Linked DNA regions of Homo sapiens: region 2 is linked to region 1. The links are chromatin contacts, found by Hi-C or POLR2A ChIA-PET in ENCODE. All regions are on one chromosome and are shown on one strand. The core of a region is the stretch at or near the end of the contact, and the rest is flanking DNA. Distances in the headings are between cores, read along the strand shown. Region 1 has its middle 180 kb from the start of LINC02145. Region 2 has its middle 76 kb from the start of LINC02145.

What was found. A loop is a pair of places that touch in the nucleus more often than their neighbours do. ChIA-PET counts read pairs that join two places held with the same protein, here RNA polymerase II (POLR2A).
Region 2: a loop to region 1 is called in a map of mammary epithelial cell, with 2.1 times the contacts of the local background. The contact joins two enhancer-like sites. A Hi-C loop is called at or near these places in 2 of 168 maps with a recorded cell type or tissue (endothelial cell of hepatic sinusoid and mammary epithelial cell). POLR2A ChIA-PET finds 5 or more read pairs at or near these places in 1 of 52 experiments (H1).

The regions. Positions count from the first base shown.
Region 1 is chr5:6,158,432-6,161,271 of GRCh38, reverse strand. No RefSeq gene overlaps it. Among named protein-coding and RNA genes, the nearest start is that of LINC02145, 180 kb to the left of the region's middle. RefSeq lists an enhancer at 1,323-2,522. Within about 2 kb of position 1,431, at least 4 of the 41 ENCODE cell types and tissues checked have a DNase peak (open chromatin) inside an H3K27ac peak, as active enhancers do.
Region 2 is chr5:6,259,970-6,262,809 of GRCh38, reverse strand. No RefSeq gene overlaps it. Among named protein-coding and RNA genes, the nearest start is that of LINC02145, 76 kb to the left of the region's middle. Within about 2 kb of position 1,414, at least 2 of the 41 ENCODE cell types and tissues checked have a DNase peak (open chromatin) inside an H3K27ac peak, as active enhancers do.

The DNA of each region.
Region 1 (2,840 bases), core at 182-2,681:
TTACATGGATTTATATAAGCTTCAGAAAAAAAAGCCACTGAGCCTGAAATGAAAGAGCACCCCACTGGAAAAAGCATTGGTCTATACAGTAAGACATTATTTCAGACTGATTATGAAGTGGCTCCTGACATGCTTTTGTAAAAAATATGTGACAAAATGCATCCTGGACAAGAGGCACGTGGAAAGAGGAGATGTCCAGGTGAGAATGTCTGCCAGAGGATGGCCATGGATGGAATGGTTCTTGGTAGTCTTCAGTGCATCCCGGATGAAATGAACTCAGCAGCCTCTCAGACAGTTCTGCTGGGGGCAAAGGAAGTTCGAGTAGATGGCATAGTCTCTCTATAATACCAGGAGACAGATTTCCAACAATAGTGAAAAGAAATGAGACTTTTCATTACCTCCTTATGATTTTTGTAAACCTGTTTCAAATGAAACAAAACTACTTTTGATATGTGAATGCCTAGTCTTTGCTGATATTTTCCACTTTCCTTCTGTTTTAAAAGATTTGAGGCTTGAAGTTTGTCATCACCACTAACTATTGTTCTGTCTCAGGATTTCGGCTGATTCCCCTGAGTCGTCAACAACCATGGCTTATTCTTTGGGACCTGACAGCCTCCCCAGGCCCAGAGTCAGATGGGAGGGATGAGCAGGTGGAGGTTAAATTAGCAGGAAGAGCCAGCTCATTAGTAGGGAGGGATGGGGGTCTGCTGGGTCTGCCAGGAAGCAAAGGAGGTAGCATCTCTTTAAATGGAAGGGCAAGGGGAATTAGTGAGGAATTGGTATTATAATGCAGACAGAAAGGCTGTCGCTAGATCTTTATGCTCATTCCCATAATGAGTGGGCAATAAATAGAGGTGTCCCACTGGAGAGCCCACAAATGGAGTGAAAAGGGCCATTTAAGGAGGAGGTGTCTGTAGAAAACAGTGACTGTGCTTCAGGGCTTGAAAGCTGAATTTGAGGAAGAGACAGAATAGGATGAATTATTCTAGTGATGGAAGAGCCATTTTCAAGAATAAAAGGGGCTGCTAGGCTGAGGAGGGTAACCAGCTGTCCCTTCTTTCTAGTGACACTAGAACAAAAGGAAGTGAAGTCAAGGAACAGCAGGAGGGAAGGGGTGTGGAGTGGAGGGTGCAGGGACAGGGTTGGGGGATGAACAGCCCAGTCGTGAAATCTGTGAGACCTGGAGAGAGGTCTCAGCCTGAATCTGCCTTAAGAAGCTCCCTGATAAGAGAGGGCACTGCCTCCATGGGGCTCTCTGAGGACAGACTGTGGGGAGAGGAGGGCAGACATGGCCTGGAGGTCAAGCTTGCTGGGCTCTGAGTGTGCACTGCCTCAGAAACAGTTGTCACAGACTGAAGACAATGGGGACTCCACAGGGCTGAAACTGCTTGCAGGGGTCCCCCTCTCTGTTTACACGATCACAGATGAATCCTGCAGCGCAGCTGAGGTTTTCACCAGTATGCCTATCTCCTGCCTTCTCCACTTCTTGGACAAGCTCCAGTTCAATTCTGCCTCCTTGTTTCTACCAGTCAAACCCCACAGGCACACACTTCCAAAGTAATTACGTAATAGCAGCCTATGGCAAAACAAAGCAATGATCGTAATGATACTGGGGAAAGATGGAGCCACAGACTCTTCTTCAAAACCTTTTGAAGTCACAAATAGTTCTCTATTTTAAAGGCGATGGCTACTGATTACATTAGGAATAATCTCTTTAATCTTTGGAGAATGGAAGCTGTAAATTCAGTTCGTGTAATGCAGCAAAATTTTCTGCTTCAAACAGGTTGTTAGTAGCGAACGATTCATTCTGGCTCTCAGTGCCTGTCACTTTCTGAAGGCACTTCTCTTATTTTAGTATTTCCTGTTTGGGAACAAGGTAATGGAAGATGAAACGTCACTTACGGAACCTTTGCTGAGGATGAGCAGAGAGTAAATACAGCCACAGAATGCTTTTCTCCTTAATCCTCATAGAAATCTGCGTCCTTCTCTTCTCTAATTTCATACATACTCATGACTAATATCACCAGCCCCGCTCAGTGATTCATCTTCCCAGCAGTTATCAGGCATGGTCATGCTTGCTTAACAGAGGAGATGGGAATGATCAATAGATTAATCACTAAGCCTTGTGCAATCAGATGATAGAAGCAACATCCTAGCTGGCCAAATGCTTCTTTCAGTTGAGATTATTTTGTTTGTTTTAACAGAAACATTGCAAGGTCTAGGCTGGTGCGGTGTCTGGGGAGGGTGGCTGACTTCTCTTCACTAGTGCAAGAGCAGAAGGCACGATGACCTCTTCCCTCTGCTCAGCATCTTAGGAATGCTGTGAGCCCTTACCAAGTTTTGTCTGGGAAAAATAATCTAACCAATTTTTAAAAAAGACTTCATTCACATATCATAAAACTCACCACTTGAAAGGATATATTTTAGTGTTGTTTAGTATATTCAGAAGGTGTGCAACCATAACCACTGTTTAATTTCACAACAATTTTGTCACTTCATCGCCTCTTCCCCAGACCCTGACAACTACTAATTTACTTTCTTTTTCTATGACTTTACCTATTCTGGACATTTCATGTAAATAGAATCGTGAGATCACACAATACATAATGCTTTTTGACTGACTTCTTTCACGTAGCATGTTTCCAAGGCTCATTCATATTGTAGCCTGTACCTGAGCTTCCTTCCTTCTTGTTACCAAATACAGTAAATCCTCACTTAATATCATCAACGGGTTCTTGGAAACTGTGGCTTTAAGTGCAATGACTTATAATGAAACCAATTTCTTTTCTTCCATCAATATAATGAAATGATGTTGAACGAAATTACGTTATTCAAGGACC
Region 2 (2,840 bases), core at 165-2,664, 100 kb before region 1:
GTGGTGTCACACAGGATGCATTCAGTTGCTCTAGCAATGAGTTAAGACAACATGTGCAAAGGTTATCAACCAAAGAAGCTCATTGGAGACTTAGTGTCCAAGGTTTTTATGTTTTTATTGGGGACTGATCACATCTGTACCCTTTGCCTGACACATACATATCAGCACCCTTTGCCTGACACACATTCCAGATTCTCAGAAAGAAAGCAGGTGTCCAGCATAACCATGTAGTCTGTACAGTTCAGGCGCAGTGAGGCACTCTTATCAGCCTGGGAATAGTGGGAACCATCTTAGCATCCAAGGTCTCAGACACTAGCCAAGGGCCCACCATACAAACAGGCCTTTCCAGGGATAGTGGCCGCAGGCTTGTGATGTTAACTCTTTCCTGTACGAAATCCATATGGCAACTTGCCCTCTTTACTCAAGATTATGATTTGAAAATTCATGTATTTGATACATTTAGATTTTTCAAATTTTTTATGTTATTCTTTCAATAAACATTTAAGCTGTTCTTCATTTTTCACCATTGCAAACAGTAATGCAATAACCATTCTTGGATATCTTCTTGGACATGTATACAAGTTTCTCAGAACTATAGTGTGTGCACATCTTCTTCTCTGCTAAGCGTGACCAGTACGCTTTCCAAATTGTGCCAACTTTATCATCTCACCAGAAGTGTGAATGCTCACTTCTTTACCGCCTTACTAATGCTTGACATTGTCAGAGTTTAAGATTTACTGATTTGAGAAGAATAAGGAGAGGGCTTCTTTAATTTTATAATTCTTTAGGTGTACACTCACCTGGAAGGAAGCTGTTTTGTAAGGCAGGGACTTGGAGTTTCTGGACACAATCCAATCAGGTCTCCAGGCCAGACGGAGGAGAGAGGACAGGGCTGCTTCTCCCTAACCATTTCCTTCTCTGGTAAGGGTGTTCTTGAGTCAACACTGAAATAGCATCAAAGGAAATTGCATTTCATAAGTGATTACATTTTTCCGTGATCAAATGCGGCCAATTTCTGGGTAAAAAATAACCAAGGTTCTTTTCTGTGATTCATACAGTACTCAGAAATCCCTGGCTTCCTAGAACCCCAATAAAAACATTCAATCTCTAAGTAATAATTCTTAACGATACTTTTTTTTTTTTTTTTTTTTGGCTGAAGAATGTCAGGAACAAGGCCAGGCACAAACATTGAAGCTTTGCAAATCTCTGCAAAGCTTTCTTCAGGGGCTGACTTCTCTGAATTTCCTGAGACAGGAGGATGGGCACGTGGTGCCCACTTTTGTATTACACAGATGGGTGGGAGCATGGGCTGGGGCTGTGCCTGTTCTGCGGAGACATGTCTAGTGCAACACGGTCTGTGACATAAAGGCACTCTCAGTCCAGTGGGAGCAGTCAATCCAAATCAGCAACTCCCAAGCTCTCCTGCCTGGACCTGCCCAGCAATGTAGAGAAGCTATGTTTTGTAGCACAAACTCCTTCTGATTCAAAGGGGCTTAAATCCAAAAGACATATTTATTATAACAATGCTGGAGTGTGCTGTGGGTGAATTGTGTCCCCCCAACATTCGTAAGTTGAAGTCCTAAACTCCAGTACTCCAGACTATGACTGTATTTGGAGGTTGGGTCCTGAAAGAGGTCATTTAGGTAAAATGAGCTCATCTGGGTGGGCCCTAATCCAGTTTGACAGGTGTCCTTAAAAGAGGAGGATGTTAGGACACAGACATACCCAGAGGGAAGACCATGTGAGGACACGAGGAAAATATGCCATCTATGAGCCAAGGAGAGGGAAACCAATCCTGCCAACACCTTGATTGTGGACTGCCAGCCCCCAGAGCTGCAAGACAGTAAGTTTTTATTGTTTAAGCTGCTGCACCTTTGTATTTTGTTATAGCAGCCCTAGCTGACTCATACAGGAAGCATCATGGAGGAAAGACTTGCAGGAAGAGGAGGAACAGGGATCCGAGGAGGAACAGGGATCCAAGGAGGAACAAGAGCCCACTGCACCTGCCTCCTTTACTTCTTTCCCCATCCCCTGCCCCCTCTTTGATATTCCCATGATGGAAAGTGTGTGTTGTGTTGTGCTGTGTGTGTTGTGCTGTGTTGTGTGTATTGTGTTATGTTGTTTTGTGTGTGTTGTGGAGCTTTCGCCACCTAGAGAGGAACTCATATCCTTCACCCAGCTTGAGTTTCGGGATTCCCTGGGATGGGACTTGGGTTGGCTCAACTTGGGTCAGGGTTGCCCTAGACATGCCACAGAGGGGTTTGGGGTGATTAGAAAGGGCCACGCTGGGGGTGACCATGCATGGTTTGGGGTTGGGCACTTGGGCAGAAGAAGGTCCAGGAAGTAAGGTGAGCTGCTGAACAGATGAAGGCCTGGTGCCGTGAGACGTGGAGCTGCTTTCCTGGGGTTAGAAGTGTCTTAGCTATGGGCTAAACTTTAGGACCAGAGACAGCTAAGGGTATGTTGTCGAGGAGATCAGGCCTGTACTGGAGCAGGGCCAGAGAACCCAGGGCCTGGCCCAGGTGTTTCATCTTGGCCTTCAGAGGATGCTTGAAGGGCATTGAGGAGGAGAGCAGTGTTCAGCCTCACACCCTTGGGCCAAGAGCTTCCTAGTCAAGTAGGGTGCTGGTTAGAAAAACAGACTTAGAGCAACATACAAGACCCAATAAATCAGACTTTTTGGGGTGGGAGCCAGGAATCTAATTTTTTAACAAGGTCTCCAAGCAACCCAGAGGCACATTGGAGACTCAGAATCATGGATCTGGCATCTGTGGGGAAGTCACTTGGAAGCTGCAGGCAAAGACGTCCCCCTCCCTGGCTCTCCTCTGCTCTTTGTTTGT